2 separate regions of the Mus musculus genome follow, and region 2 is linked to region 1. The links are chromatin loops, found by intact Hi-C in ENCODE. Cell type or tissue: left cerebral cortex. All regions are shown on one strand. Each heading gives the region's core, and the rest is flanking DNA. Links, peaks and the distances in the headings are about the cores only.

Evidence for each region. Peaks named below come from ENCODE experiments on the same cell type or tissue, not always from the same donor. Only the 100,000 strongest peaks of a DNase experiment are listed, where the experiment ranks them.
Region 2: it touches region 1 in a loop (6-fold over the local background); 3 of 42 quality-filtered maps call a loop at or near these places.

Annotation. Positions count from the first base shown.
Region 1 is chr13:31,798,129-31,803,499 of GRCm38, reverse strand. No RefSeq gene overlaps it. Among named protein-coding and RNA genes, the nearest start is that of Foxc1, 5.8 kb to the left of the region's middle. In left cerebral cortex, for the core only: a CTCF peak has its summit at 2,138 (motif pointing left); DNase peaks (open chromatin) are centred at 2,116 and 2,408; H3K4me3 peaks cover 898 bases; H3K27ac peaks cover 326 bases.
Region 2 is chr13:32,335,581-32,340,951 of GRCm38, reverse strand. Gmds (GDP-mannose 4, 6-dehydratase) reads left to right here and starts at 2,408. Exons shown (of 11, transcript NM_146041.2): 1 at 2,408-2,570. The coding sequence starts at 2,469. In left cerebral cortex, for the core only: no CTCF peak of the experiment used is centred there; DNase peaks (open chromatin) are centred at 1,532, 2,218 and 3,046; H3K4me3 peaks cover 1,820 bases; H3K27ac peaks cover 789 bases.

The sequences.
Region 1 (5,371 bases), core at 207-5,206:
GTAGTTTTATTCTCTTGGTTCGGTGTTTAGCCTTTGGAAGCCCCTGCGTGTGCATCGAGGGTCAGGACTAGTTGTACCCGAGATGGTACAACCCTCCACGGCTCCCCAGGGGGCTGGTGTCAGTAGAGGTGGCTTTCCCAGCTGGAAGATGAAGTGGGCCTGGGCCGGCGACAACTGTCCCAGCAGTGTGTATGGGAAACTTCCCACGAGGCTACCACGACAGACAAGTAGGGCAAAGTCCCTTTGGAGGTGTCTTTCAATTATTTAGAGAATTCCCTTAGTCCTCCATTTGGCCTTTTTCCTCTCCAGAAGTCCGTGGGAGGGGAGGATGTCCTAAGGTCAAAGCCCGTTATTTGTTATCAAACCATCAGGCGGCACATAGGTTTTGTCATCCGTGTGACTTTTCACCAGAGGGAGAAGGCGCGCGGTGGGGATGGGGGTGGGTGGGCAAACACCTGGGTGGCTGCGAGTTCCTGTGAATCGACTTCCTCCTTCGGAGGCTTGACAGCAGAACGTTCATAACGGGATTCCTCTAATTCAACCCCTTCCTTTGAACGACTTCTACCAAAACAAACAAACAAACAAACAAAAAAACAAAACAAAAACGAAAAAAGGCGTTTGTCTTTTGATTACTTCGAACACAAAATGATTACACTGCTTATTTGTTTGGTTGAATTAATCAGATAGTCGTCCATTTAGACATGGCCCTCCGCAGGAAGTTTGCATGAGATAATTTAAAGTCATCTCCCAAGTTCTCAAAGTTAGTCTTCTTGGCCTCTCTAATTGCTTACAGGGACAGAGAGCCAACACCTGCTCTTTAACCCCTGGGGTGGATCCATTTGTCAGCCCTTTACAGGAAAGCTCCACACTTCCACAGCCAGTCCCGGTTCAGAGTGGAGTTGAGCCATAACGAGGCCACAAAACACAGGAGAAATGAATCTTTAACTTTGGAGCCTGCTCACCAAAGACTTGAGCCTTTCTTTGTCTAGGAAGAGGTAGATGAAGAGCCAAACTGCCCCTTCGAAGAAGAAGAAGAAGAAGAAGAAGAAGAAGAAGAAGAAGAAGAAGAAGAAGAAGAAGAAGAAGAAGAAGAAGAAGAAGAAGAAGAAGAAGAAGAAGAAGAAAATTTGAAAAGGGGCAGACGATGGGAAAGAATGGGTCGTGCATGCCGGCATAAGCCCGTGCCTTGGATCCTCATGAACCAGATTCCCAACAGACTCATGGTGGCAGCCAACTTTAGGGCCTGGGAAGGCAGAGGCCCCTTCATTTCCCAGCCTCCTCACATCGCGGGTGACCTGTAAAATACAAGCAGGTCCCCAGACCGGGGAGACTTGCGCTGCCAGGAACTACGGGGTGCGGACTGGCGCCGACCGTCGGGCAGTGGGGCGAAGCCAGCACCTTCCCCGGGCTGCAGAGAAAACTTTGCCCTTTAGCACCCACACCCCCTGGTCCATAGGTGTTGGGAGAAACGCTGTGCTCTGAGGGACAGACCCTCAAAACGATTCGGGATGCCCGGGCCAGTGGAGATGGCTGCACCTTGCAGACCGAGGGCTGGTCCGGTGTCTCCTGCCAAGAACTCAGGCACCACAGTGCTACAGTGGGTCTTTCTTCCTGACTTCCAGGGCGCCCTTCGTAGAGACCCCTAGTCTGCCGCCTGCAATCCCAGCTGGCCCCAACTCTGGGTCGCACCCCATAGTGCACCTCACTGTACTCTGGGTCAGCAAATGTGGAGACCTAGAGTGCACAAGAAGCAGTCGGTTTCACAGTTCTCATTTTCGGGGACGTGGGGTTGGGGGGCACCCGCGGTGCCCTGGACTAAAGCTGGGTGTTTGCAGGTCTTAAGGTACGATACAAAAAGTTAGCACTTGATTCTGCGCGGCGAGCCTTGCTCGAAGTCTGAGGCTCCCAGGCGACTGGAGATGGAAGGGGTGGCCACGGGGACCTGTAGCCTCTTTCCGACTCTGCAGCTTTCTACTACCCAGGAGACAAAGGCAAGAAAGGAGGGGACACATAGAAACCTCGGACCACTGGGCAGCTTCGAGCCCAGCTCCCCGCGGTTAGGTGCTCTGGGCCAGTCTTGCTCCTCCGGAACTGCTCGTGCGGGACCCCAACACTGCGCGTGCTCCGAGCGCCCCCTGCCGCCCGCTGCTTCACCTCCGCGTTGCCTCTGCGGTCGCTCCGGTTCCAGAGGCCGGCGAAGGACGGTCCCTTCCCTTCTGGAGCCTCTCGGGAGTGGGGGTGGGGTGGGGGTGAGGGGACAGGTTGACTGAGGACCTTGTGGCTGGAAGGAAGCTCCCAATTTTCTCGGGCGGCAACTTTCACTTCCCCAGAGACTAGTCCTATCCCAGTGAGCATCCCCGCAGGCATAGATCTGGGATGTTCTTCCTAGAGTCGGAAGTGACCCGAGATTGGGGCTTTCTCAGCCATCGGCGACACATTCCTTCCAGAAGGCCCCTTTAAATTGATGTACACATTACAGAAAAGGCAAAGCCACTTCGCCGAGTGAATGACTTTCTGAGAGATGCCAAGGAATGCATTTACTGGCCGCCAGGTCTGCCAATAAAAGTTGCAAATGAAGACTGCTGGTTTCCAGGAAAATGTACTTCTGTTTTTAAAACACTCCTTAGTCTTAATTACCAAAAACTGAACCTCCAAAGAACCGGTTTAAAGAACAGGACTAGTGAGTGGCAGTGATGGTGGCTGCTGGTGAGGTCCCACACCCCCGCATGCATTTACACACCCCAACTCACCGCGTGAGAACAGACCATGCACACCTACGGCTTTACCAATGCAGAGGCGCGCCAGTATTTACATACGCTGCAGACATAGACACAGGCTCAGCGCTGGCACCTGAGGAGGTATGCATTGGGATTAGTGAGTGCTGTTTAGTTTGGAAGTGAAGCTGTAAGAAAAAGACAAATACAGAAGCAAGTGGCCACAGAATAGTAGATAGAAATAAACATGTGCAAAGAAAGGAGACACTTGAACCATAGTATTTAGCTATGTCTTTCACAATCCCTTTTCTTTAACACCAACAATTGACTAGGTTTAAGCTACAAAATACGGCAATGTATCCAGAATCTCTCTCTCTCTCTCTCTCTCTCTGTGTGTGTGTGTGTGTGTGTGTGTGTGTGTGTGTGTGTGGCATTGAATTCTGGGCTTCTGGCTTCCTGAGCCCTAGATGTAATCATGGCTTACACCCCAAATTACTTTTAGGAAAGGTTTCCTTTTGTTTGAGGTCACAAAGACCACAGCTGGAATTTTAAAATCTCTCTCCATCCAACCAGGGAAGCAGCTATTTTTTTCCTCCCCAAAGCTTGGTTAAGGGTAGCACTCTAATGCCAATGAAAGGTGAATCCGTTTGGTAGGCTGTGTCTCTCTTGAAGCACAGACACTAATAAGCACACTAATAAGAATACTTAAGATGCTTGGGGCACTTACGTTGTCATCCTGCCAAGTGCTACAAATAACCCTCACAAGGACCCTGACATGGATGCTATTATCTGCATCTTGCACGTGAGAGAAGGGAAGCTTAAGGGGAATAAATAACCTGCCAACAGGATATATAGCCTCCCAGACTGACTCATTGAGTCTGGAGGACCTTAACGTGCCCCTTGTAAATACATAGTTTATGTGCAAACAAGAGGGGGAAATTTAAATTAGTGACTGTCACAAATGGCAAATTTCTACCTTTATCTCACATGCCAACTTCTAAGGATATTTCAGGTCACTGATCCCTTTACTAAACAACGTGGATGTGAATCGTGATTTTTTTTTTTTCCTGTAGCATGATTCTAGCAGCTGGGCACATAACAGCTGCCCTTTACAAGACCTTTCTGTGAGGTTGTATTTGAATAACTATGGGAAGAATTCCTATACACAGATCCATACTTAACGTGTCCTGTCTGTGAAGTGTACAGGACTTGGGCAGGACTTGTTTACGTGCATCCTTACACGTGATTTCAGAGCTGCTCACACTGGAGACGTGAGCCTGACCCAGGACCACACACACTAGGCAAGTGTCCTATCACGAAGTTGTCCAGGCGATCTTTGAGTTCAAGATGCTCCTGCCTCGGCCTCCTGAGCCTGGATAGGTAAATGAGGAGTTGTATTTTCTCGCTCTTTGGAAGCTATTTGGTGACTCTCCCTATTTAGTTGCTTCAAGGTTGTTTCCAACGAGCACAGCAAATGAAAAATAGAGAAGCACCCGTGTGCCCTGCTTCCAGCTCTGTGCTGTCTCTTAGCCACTGTTCTCAGGGACCAATCAGACAGGACCTTGCAACTAGGAAGCTGCAGACCCTAAAGGCAAGGTTGGGAGCATTCTTCTCAGTCCTTACTATAAAATTCAGACCAAGGGGCTTGGCAAAGCTTGTCCTGCAAAAGCTGTGGCTATTTCTAGATCCTCAGGACCTCAAGCCAGGACTGCTCCCCAACCCCACCCCGTGCACCGCCGCCCCTGCCGCCAAAATCATCAAAGTAAGACCGTTAACATCACCAGGAGGGAAACTGAGGCTTGGAAGAGTAAGCTGGCCCATAACAAAGTGGGAGTACTGGCAAAGCCTAGTTTAGCCTTGCCACAGCATATCAGCTCCTTAGTCATAAGACCCACCAAGGCTCTAGGGTCTGGTGCAGGTGAAGACCTTGAGTTACCTAGGGAAGAGAGTAGAAGCAGAGTACAGAAATGGAGAAGGATAGGTCGGAGAAAGGGGGAACTGAGGGGCTCTTCCTCGGAAATCCTCTACCGCTCAACTAGGGTTTGGTCTGCGTCTGAGTCTGGGTCTGGAAGACTGTGCCAAAGGCCAACAGTGGGGTGAAGGCACCGGGGGCAGTTGGTCTCCTAGACCTCGACTAGGTCCATGCCCCAGTGCAATGCTGAAGTGCAGGTGCTTGCCCATCATATCCAAAGGACAGCAGCGGCTCTGCTTTCCTGTGGGCGAATGTATGTGTCAGGGGATGTAGGGACCACTATAGTGGTGCCCAGATCGAAAAGTGCCCGTGAGCCCCAGTTCGGATCCAGTGTATTTCTTCACTGTTGGCCAATACAAAGTGTGGCCACTACAATGCCAGACTCCCCGAGGACAGCCCCAGGTCCTTGCCGACTGCTGTGACAGTCTAGGACTGCCCTGCTTCTCTTCAAGCCCAGCAGGCTGGTATCTGACTGCCTTTGTCTGCCACGGCTTGGAGGAAGGTCCCTTAGCAGACGGCTGCTGTGTTCACACAGGCCACAGGCACGCACTCGGAACCCTGAGCAGGACCTATGTTTAGTCTACCTCACTGACGTCCTTCCTGAACAGATGGGAAAAGGAAACGAGTCTCTTAGCCATTTTTGCCTCGCAGTACACCCCTGCTCATCCATCATTTTCTCACTTAA
Region 2 (5,371 bases), core at 210-5,209, 540 kb before region 1:
AGGTTACTGGGGAATTACAATGATGCCCACTACCAACTGTCTTCCATGCTTCCAAACCAAACCAACAAGAAAAGTCTTTCCCCTTTGTCTGTAAGGAGATGTATTGTGTCTCTCTATTATTTCATATATTGAAGTGTAAGACTTCATCACCTCAAGACTGAGTCTTTAAAAAAAGGCAATGGGGGGGGGCTATAGTTTAGTTGGTACAGTATTTGTTTAGTATATACAATATCCTTGGTTTGATCCCTGGAACCACATAAGCATGGTGTAGTGGTCCATGCATATAATTTGAGTAAGCAAGAGGTAGGGGCAGGGGGAAAGAAACTTAAAGTCATTCTTGGCTATATAATGAATTGCAGGCCAGCAGCCCTGGGCTACATGAGACCCTGTCTAAAAATAAAACAAAGGAAACCATAAATAAATAAATAAATAAATAACCAAAATCACAAAACAAAAAACTTTATAAAAATAATTAAAACAAAAAGTAATTGGTAATTGGATACCTTTTATTTTTAATTACTTTGTTTACTATTTTTTTCTTTTAAATGTGTGGCCGAGGAGAGCTTGTAGGACTTCATTCTCTCCTCCCAGTATGTGGGTATAGGTATTAGATTCAGGATGGCAAGCGCCTTTACCTACCAGGCCATCTGGCTGGCTGGGAGCTATGGTCTTTAAATGGAAATTAAGGTAATGTGGGGTCATTAGGGTGGTTCCTAATGAAAGGGAGTCACTGTCCTTACAATAGGAAATTGGAACGCAAGCACATGGAGAGGAAGTGTGTCATGACCAGATGCAAGGTGACATCTACAAGCCAGGAGACAGGCCTCAGAGGAAGTCAACCCCGATCTTGAATATCCAGATTCTAGGATGGTAATAAAGGAAATACCGGTTGGATGTTTAAGGGACACAGTTTTTTATTTCTGACAGTTTGCAATATCTTCTTTACTATTTTTGCATTTCCAGGCCCTAAAAAATATTGGTTTTATTTGTTTACTTTTGTACTATTGGGCATCAATCCCATTAGGCAAGTGCTTTACCACCAAGCCATAGCTCAGCACATCCAATACATATTTGATTTTTATGATTTTTTTCTGTTAAATTTTTTACTAGACAGATAAATTCCTAGTATTCATTAGTATGATAGAAGGTGTCAGACCTACAGAACAAATGGGACATATCTCTCCTAAGTATTCATTTTTTTCTATTTATCCTTACATTACAACATATTTACATAAAACTAAATCAATAGTTAAAGATCATCTAGATTTTAGACATTTCTTGCCTTAAGGAATATATTTCCCCAACTTCTAGGTCTCATTTTCCATATAGAATGCGCTAGAGGAAAGGTAAAAATATTAAACCAGACAAGCCTATGTATAAAGTTTGGAATGTTTCCGAGGAGTTTGGGCACTCTGGTTTTGGAACTACAGGTTTGTATCATATCTAGCAGGTTCTATTGGGCCCTGTCCTAGTAGCTCAGTTTGCAAAGGGAAAGACGGTTTGAGGATGTTTATTGGAGAGATAAGCTGGACAGTATGTGTGTACGTGTGTATGTGTGTGTGTTTCTTCCCTACACCCTTGTCCCTATGTCTGAGTCCTTTGTCAGCCTTTCTCAGTCAGTGAATCTGTCAGTGTGCATGCACTAAATAGAAACAAGTTCAAAAGACACTGCAACAACCCCACCTCATGAAATTTGTACAGGTTTTACTGACCTGTGGATTTTTGTCAATTGTTTCCTTATGCAGGATGGGGGCGGGGCCAGAAACTTCCAGCCCTCGAAGTAAATACTGTTCCTTGAACGGAATTACCGGGAACCCCCAAACTAGTCCAAACATTAGCAAACTGCTAATGTTCACAGAAGATTCACAGGTTAGAGTAGCCTTGAAACTCTAGTGCCTTCGAGAAATGTTAAAACTGACCTGCTCACAAAGACAATGAAGCAGATTTCTAGAAATTTAATAAGGTCGATGACTCCAGCCTTGGATACCTAGATTTGGATTTCAGAGCTCTTTCCTACCGAGAAGGTCAGCTCGTCATTCCTCCTGGCATCATGGGGCGATATGAGGATTCCCGGAGACCGAGGCCCATGCAGGCCATATCCTCTACTCTGACCGCAGACTTACATCCTTCCTCTTCCAGGGGCCCGGCGCCCTCAGGCCCCGCCCCCAGAGAGGCGTGGCTCAGCGCGGAGACCCCGGCAGGGGCGGAGCTGTCGGGGGCGCTGCTGACGCGTCGCTGCTTGGGCGAGTGACGCGGCGCCAGCCAGGCCTCAGCCCGGCTCGCGCCGCCCGCCCCGACTAAGCTGGCCCGCCCCTCGCTCCACGCCCGGCCTCCCGCGCGCCCTGTCAGACCGTGGCGGCCGCTGCAGCTCCGTGAAACGACTGGCGCGCGCACCCTGGTCCCTGCCGGCCCGCGGCTCGTTCCACTCCGCCTTCCTCTCGGCCGCACGCTCACCCGCCTGAGGCGACATGGCTCAAGCTCCCGCTAAGTGCCCGAGCTACCCGGGCTCCGGGGATGGCGAGATGGGCAAGCTCAGGAAGGTGGCTCTCATCACTGGCATCACCGGACAGGTGAGTGCGGGGCGGGGACGAGCGGCCTGTAGCCCGGGGGCACGTGGGCCGCCTCCCCGCGCAGGGCCGCTGTGCCACCGGGAACTGCGCTCCACGAGTCCCGGAAGGTGTGAGCGGCTGCGGGATGGGACAGCTTCAGCCCCAGCAGCATGGCTCTCTGATCCTTCTGGGGGTGTGAGCTGGTGGTGCTAAGCAACCGGACCACTCTGCTCCACCTGTCCCCTGGGTGACTGTAGTTTCTTTCCTGGAGCCCAAGTGAGCTCTTGGAAGGAATTTCGTACTTTGTAGATCCTGGTGCAGGGAAGGAAAGGGGCGAGGAATATGTCAGTATGTGGAGTCCCAAAGTGAGACCGACTTTTCTAATTCCAAAGGCATGAACTCCTTGGGTGAGGTAATTAGGCTGTGCTGTCTTGAATGTTGGGACCCCATGGCCTATGCTAGGCATGACTAATTTATGACAGTCATCTCATAGAGGTATGGCAACAGATAAGGCTAACCACTGCCTTGTCAAGTTGTGTAGAGTGAGATTCAGGGGTGTTGAAGTAATGTCCTTGTTACTTGCTGTAGGGCATCTGTTTTCTGTGTATCCCAGGACATCTGATGGTGGTCAATGCTAAAGCGAAGATGGTAAAGATGATAATAAAGCTAATATGGCCCACACCAGCATACTTACCATATCGGAGTTACTTGGTTAATACTGACTAGTTAGCTTCCATACAACAAAGTCCTTATTTCCAGTTTAAGATTGAGGAAAATGAGTTTGAATTACCTGAAGCCCAACAGGTAGGAAGTGTATTGTTGGGGTTGGAAGTGGTCTTAAAGTTCTCTCGTTTTACCAAAGAGCAGATACACAGTTCCCAGACATTAGACTATTTCAGTTACTAGCTACTGATCATTCTTTCAGTTATCATTGCATCTTGTTTAAGGTACTTTCGATAAATAAACGTTTACCAACTAGTAAGATAGAAGAGGTAGGAAAAGGGTCCAGGGTTGAGGATAAAAACGTCAAGTCAGGGACTCCTCAGGGGTGCTCTACCATAGAACTGTGCACCCCCCCCCATGTCACCTCTCTTTTCTAATGCTAGAGATCTTTCAGATGGTTCTCTTTTCCCAAGTTTTCAGACTGGTTCTTAAGCCCAGATGTTAACTGCATTCACATACTCTCTAAAGTAAACTTTCACTTAGTATTATCAAGAAATTGAGTTAGGATGTTGTGTGCCATGTTAGTATGGCGTATAGCAATGTAAGCGGCCAGCATTTTGTATCAGTGCAGCTTAGAAGTGGAATCTCATTAAATAGTTGAAAACTGTTGTTTGGTAGATACTTCATGGGAAGGAAGCCTTGGAAGTGCCCACCACTCCTACCCCCAGCAAGGATTCTCCTGAAGTACTATCAATACTTAAAAATACCACTTCCTGACCAGGAGTTTTGGGTTTCTCATTTCATTTCAGACTCCAAACACCTGCTGTGCTTTCAGGTTTGAAAACTTAGATGCCTTTGAGCTCTGCCCTACTACCCATCACTTCCCTGACACATCACCTCCTTGACACTCCTCTGTATTTTTTTCCTTGCTTGCTTGAGTTGACCAGGTTTGTCAACAGCTTTAAGAAAAGATTTTCTCATTTTCATCCTAGTTCCTCCCACACGGCTTTAGGTAGTGGGCCTTGAAAAATGTTGACTGACTTTCACTACGAACAGAATGCATTTTTAATGTTCATCTGTAGTGTGCAGGCCTTTTGAGGCTGCTCTGGTACAAGCTATGTAATATATATCCTGTCCCTACTAAGATCTTTGAGGAGCTGAAGACAATGCATATGAAAAGGCAGCGCCTGTAGAATAGTATTACTCAAGACTGTAAGGGAAATTACAGTATGAGTGAGTATTCCCTTGTGCTTTTGCCAACTTGACATAAGTTAGGGTTATTTGGGAAGAGAAACCTCAGCTGAGGAAAATGCCTCCATTGGATTGCTTGTAGGCAAGTCTGTAAGGCTTTTTCTTGATTAATAATTGATATGGGTAGGCCCAACTCATAGTGGGACTGATAGGGACTCCTGAGACAGGTGGTCTGGAGATGTATAAGAAAGCAGGCTAAGCATTTCTCCATGGTTTCTGTTGAGTTTTTGTCTCTAGTTCTTGCCCTGACTTCCTTCAGTGATGGGGTATGACCTGAGGACTGTAATATCATCATGGCAGGGAGCATGGCAGTAGGCAGTTCTGGTGCTAGAGAAGTAGCTACATCTTGATCCATAGGCAGAGACAGAGACAGAGACAGAGACAGAGACAGAGGCAAAGAGAGAGAGAGAGAGAGAGAGAGAGAGAGAGAGATATCGTAGTGAAACACTGTCTTCTAGAAGGTTATATGTCTTAATTCTTCTCAAATAGCATCACTCTGTGACTACTAAGCATTCAGATATATAAGCCTACGGGGGCCATTGTAACTCAGACCAACCACCACAGTATCTTACCTGTCCTTGTGATTCTGAGTGGCTTTCTTTGTGTTATAGAGTCTATATATGCCTATCTAATGTGCTCCTGGAGCTGAATGTATTTTAGTATTGAGGAAGGAGTGCTGGGGATAGAGCTTTCTCAGTTTGTTATGGTTCTGGTCCTTGCCTATCCTTTGAAACAGGCTCTTATAAATCTTTTGCTAGACAAAAACCATTACTAGGTGTGTAGGCAAACCAAGATAATTTGGCTGTGATTCCTTGGCAGGAGTCTAATATAAGGAGTGAGGCATACCATTTACCTGTCAGCATTCTGGATGCTTGGTAGGTAATTATTTGGGCCAGGGTTCAGGAGTC